Regions from separate parts of the Homo sapiens genome. Here region 2 is linked to region 1. A link is an interaction called in ENCODE POLR2A ChIA-PET data of the cell type or tissue named here. Cell type or tissue: OCI-LY7. All regions are shown on one strand.

Region 1 (5,000 bases):
GTATCACAAAGATAGGATAAGGGGGAAAAGCCACTAATAGAGATAAAGAGGGATCCTATCTAATAAACAGTTCATCAATAAGATATAATAGTCATGAACTTGAATGCACCTTACATAGTCATGAAATGCATAAACTAATAATGACAATTACAAGGAGAAACTGACTTTCACAAATATAGTAGCAGATTAAAATTGACCTTTACAGAATACAATCAGAAAAAATTATTAGTAGAGCTATAGACATTTTGAACTATCAGGTTAGTTATTTAGTTGTAATTGACACACAGAACTCGGTATCCAAGAGTGAGATGGTATCGCATACAGTACTAGAACATAATAGTTAAGAGCTCAGCATTTAGTAGCCTGGGTTACCTTGGGCAAATTACTTAATCATACTGTGCTTTGATTTTCTCAACTGTGAAATGGGGATAATAAGCCCACCTTAATAGTCACCATATGGCTATTATGAGGAACATATAAATTAATCCCTATAGTAGCCACTGTATGGCTATTATGAGGAACATATAAATTAATACCTATAAACCTTTAGGATAGTACCTGGGACAAGGTATAGTTATTTTTAGATACATTATCTTAGAATTGAGGTTACACAGACCCAATTCTGTAACTATGGGTTATTCAGGTATTTACGCTAAAATGATAGTTAAAATGCTTGGACATGAAAAAAATACTCATGGAAAAAGTAATTACAAAATATTTAGAATGATGTGAATAATGCCAGATCTTTAAAAAAAAAAAAAAAGTACAAACTGAGCCGGGCGCAGTGGCTCATGCCTGTAATCCCAGCACTTTGGGAGGCTGAGGTGGGTGGATCGCCTGAGGTCAGGAGTTCGAGACCAGCCTGGCCAACGTAGTGAAACCCCATCTCTACTAAAAATGCAAAAAATTAGCTGGGCGTGGTGGCGGGCGCCTATAATCCCAGCTACTGGGGAGGCTGAGGCAGGAGAATTGCTTGAACCCAGGAGGCAGAGGTTGCAGTGAGCTGAGATCTTGCCATTGCACTCCAGCCTGGGCAACAAGAGCAAAACTCCGTCTCAAAAAAAAAAAAAAGTACAAACAAAATAAATGGAAATGAATAATATAAACATAGGAATTTGTGAAATAGAAAAGCAAAAGAACAATAGAGACTATCAATATAATGAAAAAATGGAAAAACTATAGACAAATCTCTGGTAAGACTGATCAGGAAAAATGAAAACAAAAATGAGAAATCAGAAGTGAGTCCGAGTGTAGAGGCTCATGCCTGTAATCCTAGCACTTTGTGAGGCTGAGGCAGAAGGATCACTTGAGCCCAAGGAGTTGAGGCTGTGGTGAGCCATGGTGGCTCCACTGCACGCCAGCCTGGGCAAGGGAGCCTGTCTTAAAAAAAAGAACATAACTACAAATCAGTAGAAATTTAAAAATAACAAATACTATAAACTGTCACACAAATAAATTTGAAAACAGATGAAAAAATTTCTAATAAAAGATAATTAGCCCAAATTATTCCAAAACAGGAAAGGTAGTCAGTAATTATTAAAGAAAGTGGATCTAGAGTAAAAAATCTTATTGTCTCTTGCCTCCTCTCACCAAAAGATATTAAACTGTTGATTTTACAGGTAAGTTTTTCCAGACTTTCTGGAAAGAGCAAATTCTTATATTTTACGAACTCTCAGGGAATACAAAAAGAGAGAAAGCTCTCCAACTGTTTTTATGAGACTAGTAGATCTTCACTACAAGTGAGCAAACACATAGAAAGGTAGTATGAGAAGAAATTATAGATCTGTCTCAGGAATACAGAAGCTAAAATTTTCAACATCGTAGGTAAAATAAAGGGGGAGAAATACATCATGACCAAGTAGGGTGTATTCCCAGAAATTTATCGGAAAATCTATCATTGCAGTGTACACGTGAAATGATTGTAGAAGAACAGCATTATATTCATTTTGGATTCAGAGAGGTATTTGAGAAATTTGACCACTCAATAACTTAGTAAAGGGCTATTTATCAAACCTTTGGCAAACATAGTTAAGGGTGAATATTTAGCAGCCTTACCATTAATGGTGGGAACATTCTGGGGCAGACCCATGCTCAGTAATTCAGAAATGAGGCATAAGAACTGGAAAGAAAGCAACGAGACTGATTCAATTGTCTGTATAAAGAAACCAGAGAATGTACAACAGATTGTTAGACCTAATAAGAGTTCAACAATTTGAAAGTTGTTCAAACAAAATCAACATACTAAGATAATTGTTTTTCTATGCCCCAGTGATAACCAGTTGAAGAATGCAGTGGTGGAAAAAAGATTGATCCTATTCACAAGAGTAAAAAAAAAGAAAAAAAAGAAAAAGAAAAACTAGTTAGCTACCAATATAGCTAAATAAAGATGGGCAGGGTCCTTATAGACTACATAATAAATGAGGACCTGAATCTGTATTTTCCTGAATGAAAAGATAGAGCATTGGGCCGGGTGCAGTGGCTCACGTCTGTAATCCCAGCACTTTAGGAGGCCAAGGTAGGGGGATCACCTGAGGTTAGGAGTTTGAGACCAGCCTGGCCAGCATGGTGAAACCCAGTCTCTACTAAAAGTACAAAAATTAGTCGAGCATGGTTGCGGAAGCCTGTAGTGCCAATCTCTCAGGAGGCAGAGGTTGCAGTGAGCTGAGGTCGTGCCACTGCACTCCAGCCTGGGCAGTAGAGCGAGACTCTGTCTCACACACACACAGCATTATAAAGTAGACATTGTATCCCCAAATTTTTAAATTTTACTTAAATTTCAATAGGGTTTAATTAGGAACTTGATAATTCAGTTCTAGAAGTAGACTTCATATAGAGAAGTGAAGGAACAGGAAAATACTTAGCAAAATTTTGAAGACAAGATGAGGAGACTTGGCCTACCTACCAGATAGCAGGACCACAGTAAAGCTACTATAATTAAGGTAGTTTGTTACTGGTTTAGGGATAAACAAATGGATCAATAAAACAGAAAGCCCAGAAACAGACCTATATATGTGTAAATTTGATATATGACAGGTGGCATTACAAATCAGTGGGTGAAGAATGGATTGTTAAAAAATACCCTTTTTGGCTGAGTGTGGTGGCTCGCGCCTGCCATCTCAGCACTTTGGGAGGCCAAGGCAGGTGGGTCACCTGAGGTCAGGAGTTCGGGACCAGCCTGGCCAACATGGTGAAACCCTGCCTCTACTAAAAATGCAAAAATTAGCTGGGCATCCGCCTGTAATCCCAGCTACTTGGGGGGCTGAGGCAGGAGAATCGCTTGAACCTGGGAGGCGGAGGTTGCGGGGAGCCAAGATCGCACCATTGCACTCCAGCCTAGGCGACGAGTGAAACTCCGTCTCAAAATAAATAAATTATTATCTGGCCATGTGCGGTGGCTCATGCCTGTAATTCCAGCACTTTGGGAGGCTGAGGTGGGCAGATTGCTTGAGCTTAGGAGTTCAAGACCAGCCAGCACAACATAGTGAAACTCTTTCTTTACAAAAAATACAAAAATTAGCCAGATGTGGTGGTGCATACCTGTAGTCCCAGCTACTCGGGACGAGGCATGAGAATCATGAGAATCACTTGAACCCAGGAGGTGGAAGTTGCAGTGAGCTGAGATTGGGCCACTGCACTCCAGCCCGGGAGACAGGTTTATTTCTAAACCGGTAACGAACTATCTTAATTATAGTAGCTTTACTTCAAGTCGTACTATCTGATAGGTAGACCCACTCTCTCCACCTTGTTGTCTTCAAAAAGATTTCTTTCTTTCTTTTCTCTTTTTTTTTTTTTTTTTTTTTTTGAGTCAGGGTCTTGCTGTGTTGCCTAGGCTGGAGTGTAGTGGCATGATCTTGGCTCACTGCACCCTCCACCTCCCAGGTTCAAGCGATTCTCCTGCTTCAGCCTCTCAAGTAGCTGGGATTACAGGCGTGCACCACTGCACCTGGCTAATTTTTGTATTTTTAGTAGAGACGGGGTTTTGTCATGTTGGCCAGGCTGGTCTCGAACCCCTGACCTCATGTGATCCACTCACCTTGGCCTCCCAAAGTGCTGGGATTACAGGCATGAGTCACTGTGCCTGGCCCAAGGTTTCCTAAATAAGACAAAAATATTGACTGTGAAAGGAAAACTGGCAAGTTTAGCTACATTATAATATAAAGTTCTTTGTTAAAAGATACTATTAATACAAAAAGTTGAAAAGAGAAGCTACAGACTATAAGAAGATATCAATACCTCATAACTGACAAAATATTAATATCCAAAATAATAAAATTGCTAAGTTGGCTGGACGTGGTAGCTCACACCTGTAATCCCAGTATTTAGATTGCTTGAGACCAGGAGTTTGAGACCAGCCTGGGCAACATGGAGAAACCCTGTCTCTACTAAAAATACAAAAATTAGCCGGGCATGGTGGTGCACGCCTATAATCCCAGCTACTTGGGAGGCTGAGGCACAAGAATTACTTGAACCCGGGAGATGGAGGCTGCAGTGAGCGTAGGTTGTGCCACTGCACTCCAGCCAGAGCAACAGAGTGAGACTCTCTCTCAAAATTGCCAAGTCCACAAGTGACAGATAATTCTGAAGAAAAACAGGTAAAGTGGCCGAGCGCAGTGGCTCGTGCCTGTAATCCCAGCACTTTGGGAGGCCGAGGCGGGCGGATCACGAGGTCAGGAGATGGAGACCATCCTGGATAACACGGTGAAACCCGGTCTCTACTAAAAATATGAAAAATTAGCCGGGCGTGGTGGCGGGCACCTGTAGTCCCAGCTACTTGGGAGGCTGAGTCAGGATAATGGCGTGAACCCGGGAGGCGGAGCTTGCAGTGTGCCGAGATCGTGCCTCTGCACTCCAGCCTGGGTGACAGAGCAAGACACTGTCTCAAAAAAAAAAAAAAAAAAAAAAAAGGAAAAACAGGTAAAGTATAGCTAGGTGGCGCATGCCTGTAATTCCAGCTACTTGGGAGGCTGAGGCATAAGAATTGCTTGAACCCAGGAGCCAGA
Region 2 (5,000 bases), 150 kb before region 1:
GATAGGAAAAGGGATAACATGCATGACATAAAAGAGCTCCACATGACTTCAGGTTCCCTGAGAGTGCCTTGGGTTTTCCTCAACATTCACTGTATCACCAGTGCCCGGCACAGAGCCAGCACTCCATACATATTTGTAGAATGAATAAATTACATAATGAATCCATGCTGCTGTCAGGGGTAGCATGTGAACTCTAAAGGAGATCAAAAAGAAGAGCTATTCTTTTTAAGACTAAAAAGCCAAAATAACCACTTTTGGCAAGACTTATATATTTCTCAATAAAAAAATGCAGCTGCTGTCTTCCCCACACCCACTGCCTCCCATTTTCATTTTTCTGGCTTATGCAGATCTCAGTTCTTAAAATAAATTTTTTTAAACTTTATTTTGTTATTTTAAAAGTAGTATAAGAATTACAAGAAAACATTCGTACACATGTAAAATGGTTCTGACGACAACTAACCCTGACAGATTTTTTTTTTTTTTTTTTTTAAGAGACAAGGTCTCACTCTGTCAGTGGCATGATCATAGCTCACTGCAGCCTCATCCTCCTGGGCTCAAGTGATCCTCCAGCCTTCTGAGTGGCTGGGACTACAGGTACTGCCACCATGCCTGGCTAATTTTGTTTTTAGTTTTTTGTAGATATGGGGTCTGCCTAGATCGACCAGGCTGTTCTGGAACTCCTGGCTTCAAGCAATCCTGTCACCTTAGACTCCCAGAGTGCTGGGATTACAAGCATGAGCCAAACCTGCCACCACTCCTGGCCTACCAGATTTCTTTTCTTTTCTTTTCTTTTTAACTGAGATGGGAGGCTCCACTCTGTGGCCCACGCTGGAGTATGGCGGTGCAATCACAGGTCAGTGCAGCTTCAAACTCCCAGGCTGAAACAATCCTCCCACCTCAGCATCCCAAGTAGCTGAGACCACAGGTGCACACCACAACACCCAGAAAATGTTTGTACTTTTGGAGAAACTGAGTCTCACTATGTTGCCCAGGCTAGTCTTGAACTCCTGGGCTCAAGCAATCCTCCCATCTCAGCCTCCCAAACCCAAACTGCTGGGATTTCAGGCGTGAGCCACCGTGCCCGGTCTTGGAGCTTATTTTATTTTATTTTATTTTATTTTATTTGAGACAGAGTCTTGCTCTGTCACCAGGCTGGAGTGCAGTGGTGTGATCTCAGCTCACTGCAACCTCTGCCTCCTGGGTTCAAGCGATTCTCCTGCCTCAGCCTCCTGAGTAGCTGGGACTACAGGCGCGCACCACCACACCTGGCTAATTTTTGTATTTTTAGTAGAGACGGGGTTTCACCATGTTGGCCAGGATGGTCTCGATCTCTTGACCTCACGGTCTGCCTGCCTCAACCTCCCAAAGTGCTGGGATTACAGGCATGAGCCACTGAGCCTGGCCCTCTTTACTGTCTTATGCGGTCACTCAACACAATACTTCTGACACCAGATGGGTGGGGGCTTTCTCCACATACTGAGCAATTCTCTAGCAGACACCAGATAGCTGTCCTCTAATTCAATTCAATCTGACACTATCTACCTGGAGATAGTGTTAGATCCCGCAGTCCCACAAGACTACTGCCCACTTCAGATGCCAATTGTAAACTCTTGGCTGTGACCTGTATTTCTGACAAACTGGCTCTAAAGTGAGGTTCCCACAAATCCCTCCTAGGGTTTGCCAGGACAGCTCACAGAACTCAGGGAAACACCTTACTTATATTTACCCATTTATGATAAAGGATATTACAAAGGATATAGGTTAATAACCAGATGGAAGAGATGCATAGGGCAAGGTATGCAGAAAGGTGTGTGGCACTTCCATGCCCTCTCTGAGTGCCATCCTCCAGGAACCATCCACCATCCTCCATGTGATCAGCTATCTGGAAGCTCCTAGAACTCTATCCTTTGGGGTTTTTATGAAGGCTTCATTACATAGGCATGATTGATTAAATCATTGGCCATTGGTGATGAACTCAACCTTCAGCCCCTCTCCCTCCCCTCCCTTGGAGATCCTGCCTTGATCTTTTTGGCAACTAGCCCCCGTCCTGAAGTTATCTAGGGGCTCCCAGCCATCAGCCATCTCAGCAGCATACAAAAGACAGTTTTTGTCTGTTTGTTTTTGTAGTTTTGAGATGGAGTCTCACTCTTGTTGCCCAGGCTAGAGTACAATGGCACGATCTCGGCTCACCGCAACCTCCGCCTCCCGGGTTCAAGCGAGTCTCCTGCCTCAGCCTTCTAGAGTAGCTGGAATTACAGGCATGCGCCAGCACACCCGACTAATTTTGTATTTTAAGTAGAGGCAGGGTATCTCCTTGTTGGTCAGGCTGGTCTCGAACTCCCAACCTCAGGTGATCCTCCTGCCTCAGCCTCCCAAAGTGCTGGGATTACAGGCATAAGCCACTGTGCCTGGCCATTTGTTTGTTTTTGCTTTGAGATGGAGTCTTGCTCTGTTGCCCAGGCTGGAGTGCAGTGGCACAATCTCGGCTCACTGCAACCTCTGCTTCCTGGATTCAAGCGATTCGCCTGCTTCAGCCTCCAGAGTAGCTGCAACTACAGGCGCGCGCCAACATGCCCAACTAATTTTTGTATTTTTAGTAGAGACGAGGTTTCGCCATGTTGGCCAGGCTGGTCTCAAACTCCTGACCTCAGGTGATCCACCCAGGTCGGCCTCCTCAAGTGCCGTAATTACAGGCCTGAGCCACCGCGCCAGGGCCCCATGTGTGAACTTCTTAATACACCACTAGGTGGCAGTGATTTGCAGCCCGTGGTTGTATTAAACAGACTTTTTTTTTTTTTTTTTTTTTTTTTTGAGACGAAGTCTTGCTCTTGTTGCCCAGGTTGGATGGAGTGCAATGGCCTGATCTTGGATCACCACAACCTCTGCCTACCAGCTTCAAGCAATTCTCCTGCCTCAGCATCCCACATTGCTGGGATTACAGGCATGTGCCATGATGCCCGGCTAATTTTTGTATTTTTAGTAGAGACGGGGTTTCTCCATGTTGGTCAGGCTGGTCTCGAACTCCCAACCTCAGGTGATCCACCCACCTCGGCCTCCCAAAGTGCTGAGATTACAGGCGTGAGCCACCACGCCCTGCCTAAAGAGACATCTTAAATACGCCTTTATTTTTAGACAATAGAAAAATAAGCTTCCCATTATGCAAGAGTCCTATGGCCTTTGTGCTTTCCTACCCTGTGAACTAAGAGTCTAAATCTGTGAAAAGATGTCCATGAGGTAGAGTTGAATTAAAATAGCAGGTTGCAGAACAATATTTGTACCTCCTCACTTTCTTCTTTTCTGCCTCTCTCCCTTCCTTCTCTACTTCCACAAAAGTTGACTGAGCACCTATTGTGTGCTAATATATGCTAAGTTACTGGAAATGCAATGGTGAGCAAAGCAACACCAGTGTAGTCCCTGTGGATCTTATAGTCCCTCATTGATGGACAGATAGGTTGGTTCCACCTTCTCATTATAACAAATAATACTACAAAGAACGTTTTATACATACACTTGAGTTTCTCTAGGGCAGTGGTTCTCAAAGAGTGGTCTGGGCCATGAGACCAAAACAATTTTCATAATAATATTAAGATGTTATTTGGCCTTTTTCATGCTCACTCTTCTCACGAATGTTCAATGGACCTTTCCATGAGGCTACATGACATACGACATTGCAACAAATTGATGGCAGAAGCAGATAGGAGAATTCAGATGTTTTCTATTAAGCCAGATATGAGATTTGAAAAAAAAAATGTAACATACACAGTGACACTTTTCTCACTAATTTTTTTGTTTGGGAAAATATAGTTATTTTATTATTTTTTGGAGAGAGGGTCTCACTCTGTTGCCCAGGCTGGAGTGCAGTGGCACCATAGCTCACTGCAGCCTCAAACTCGTGGGCTCAAGTGATCCTCCCGCCTCTGCCTCCCAAGTAGCTGGGACTACAGGTGCTCACCACTATGCCTGGCTAACGTTTTTATTTTTAGTTTTTGTAGAGATTGAGTCTTGCTATGTTGCCCAGGCTGGCCTCTAACTCCTGGGCTCAAGCAGTCCACCCACCTCAACCTCCTAAGTAGGTGGATCTACAAGCTCTCACCACTGAGCCTGGCTCCCTCCATCATTTTTAAGTGCAATGGAGACCTGGTACCAAGTGGTTTGAGACTCACTGTTCTAGGGCAAGGGTCCCCATTGCCCGGGCCTGGACCAGTACAGTCTGTGGCCTGTTAGGAACCAGGCTGCACAGCAGGAAGTAAGTGGAGGGCAAGCGAGCATTACTTCCTGAGCTCTGCCTCCTGTTAGATCAGGGGCGGTATTACATTCTCATAGGAGCACGAACCTTATTGTGAACTGCACACATGAGGACTCTGGGTTGCACGCCTTTTACGAGAATGTAATGGCTGATGATCTGAAGTGGAGCAGTTTCATACCAAAACCATTCCCCCCTTTCCTCCCAACCCGTCCCTAGTGCCAAAAAGGTTGGGGACTGCTGTTCTATGGTATCTATCCCGAAGTGGAGTTGCTGTGTTTTACAGTGTCCACAATTTCAGTTTTACTAGGTGTTGCCAAATTGCTCTCCAAAGTGGCTGAAGCTAATTTATTATTTTTTTTAAATTTATTTTGAGATGGTGTCTTGCTCTGTTGCCAGGCTGGAGTGCAGTGTCGCGATCTTGGCTCACTGCAACCTCCGCCTCCTGGATTCAAGTGATTCCCCTGCCTCAGCTTCCCGAGAAGCTGGGATTATAGGCGCGCACTCCCACGCCCAGCTAATTTTTTGTATTTTAGTAGAGACAGGGTTTCACCATGTTGGCCAGGCTGGTTTCAAACTCCTGACCTCGTGATCCACCCACCTCAACCTCCCAAAGTGCTGGGATTATAGGTGTGAGCCACTGCGCCTGGCCTTTTTTTTTTTTTTTTTTTTTTTTTTTTTCTTAAGAAGGAGTCTCAGTCCATCTCCCAGGCTGGAGTGCAGTGGTGCAATCTTGGCTCACTGCACCTTCCACCTG

What was found. Peaks named below come from ENCODE experiments on the same cell type or tissue, not always from the same donor. Only the 100,000 strongest peaks of a DNase experiment are listed, where the experiment ranks them.
Region 2: POLR2A ChIA-PET joins it to region 1 with 6 read pairs; 2 of 35 experiments call an interaction of 5 or more read pairs at or near these places.

The regions. Positions count from the first base shown.
Region 1 is chr17:5,339,892-5,344,891 of GRCh38, forward strand. All of the region lies in intron 5 of RABEP1 (rabaptin, RAB GTPase binding effector protein 1), which reads left to right. Among named protein-coding and RNA genes, the nearest start is that of RABEP1, 60 kb to the left of the region's middle. In OCI-LY7, no CTCF peak of the experiment used is centred here; no DNase peak of the experiment used is centred here.
Region 2 is chr17:5,194,403-5,199,402 of GRCh38, forward strand. The region is part of intron 1 of ZNF594-DT (ZNF594 divergent transcript); the gene reads left to right. Among named protein-coding and RNA genes, the nearest start is that of ZNF594-DT, 4.9 kb to the left of the region's middle. In OCI-LY7, a CTCF peak has its summit at 2,742 (motif pointing right); DNase peaks (open chromatin) are centred at 2,729 and 4,289; H3K4me3 peaks cover 370 bases; H3K27ac peaks cover 1,734 bases.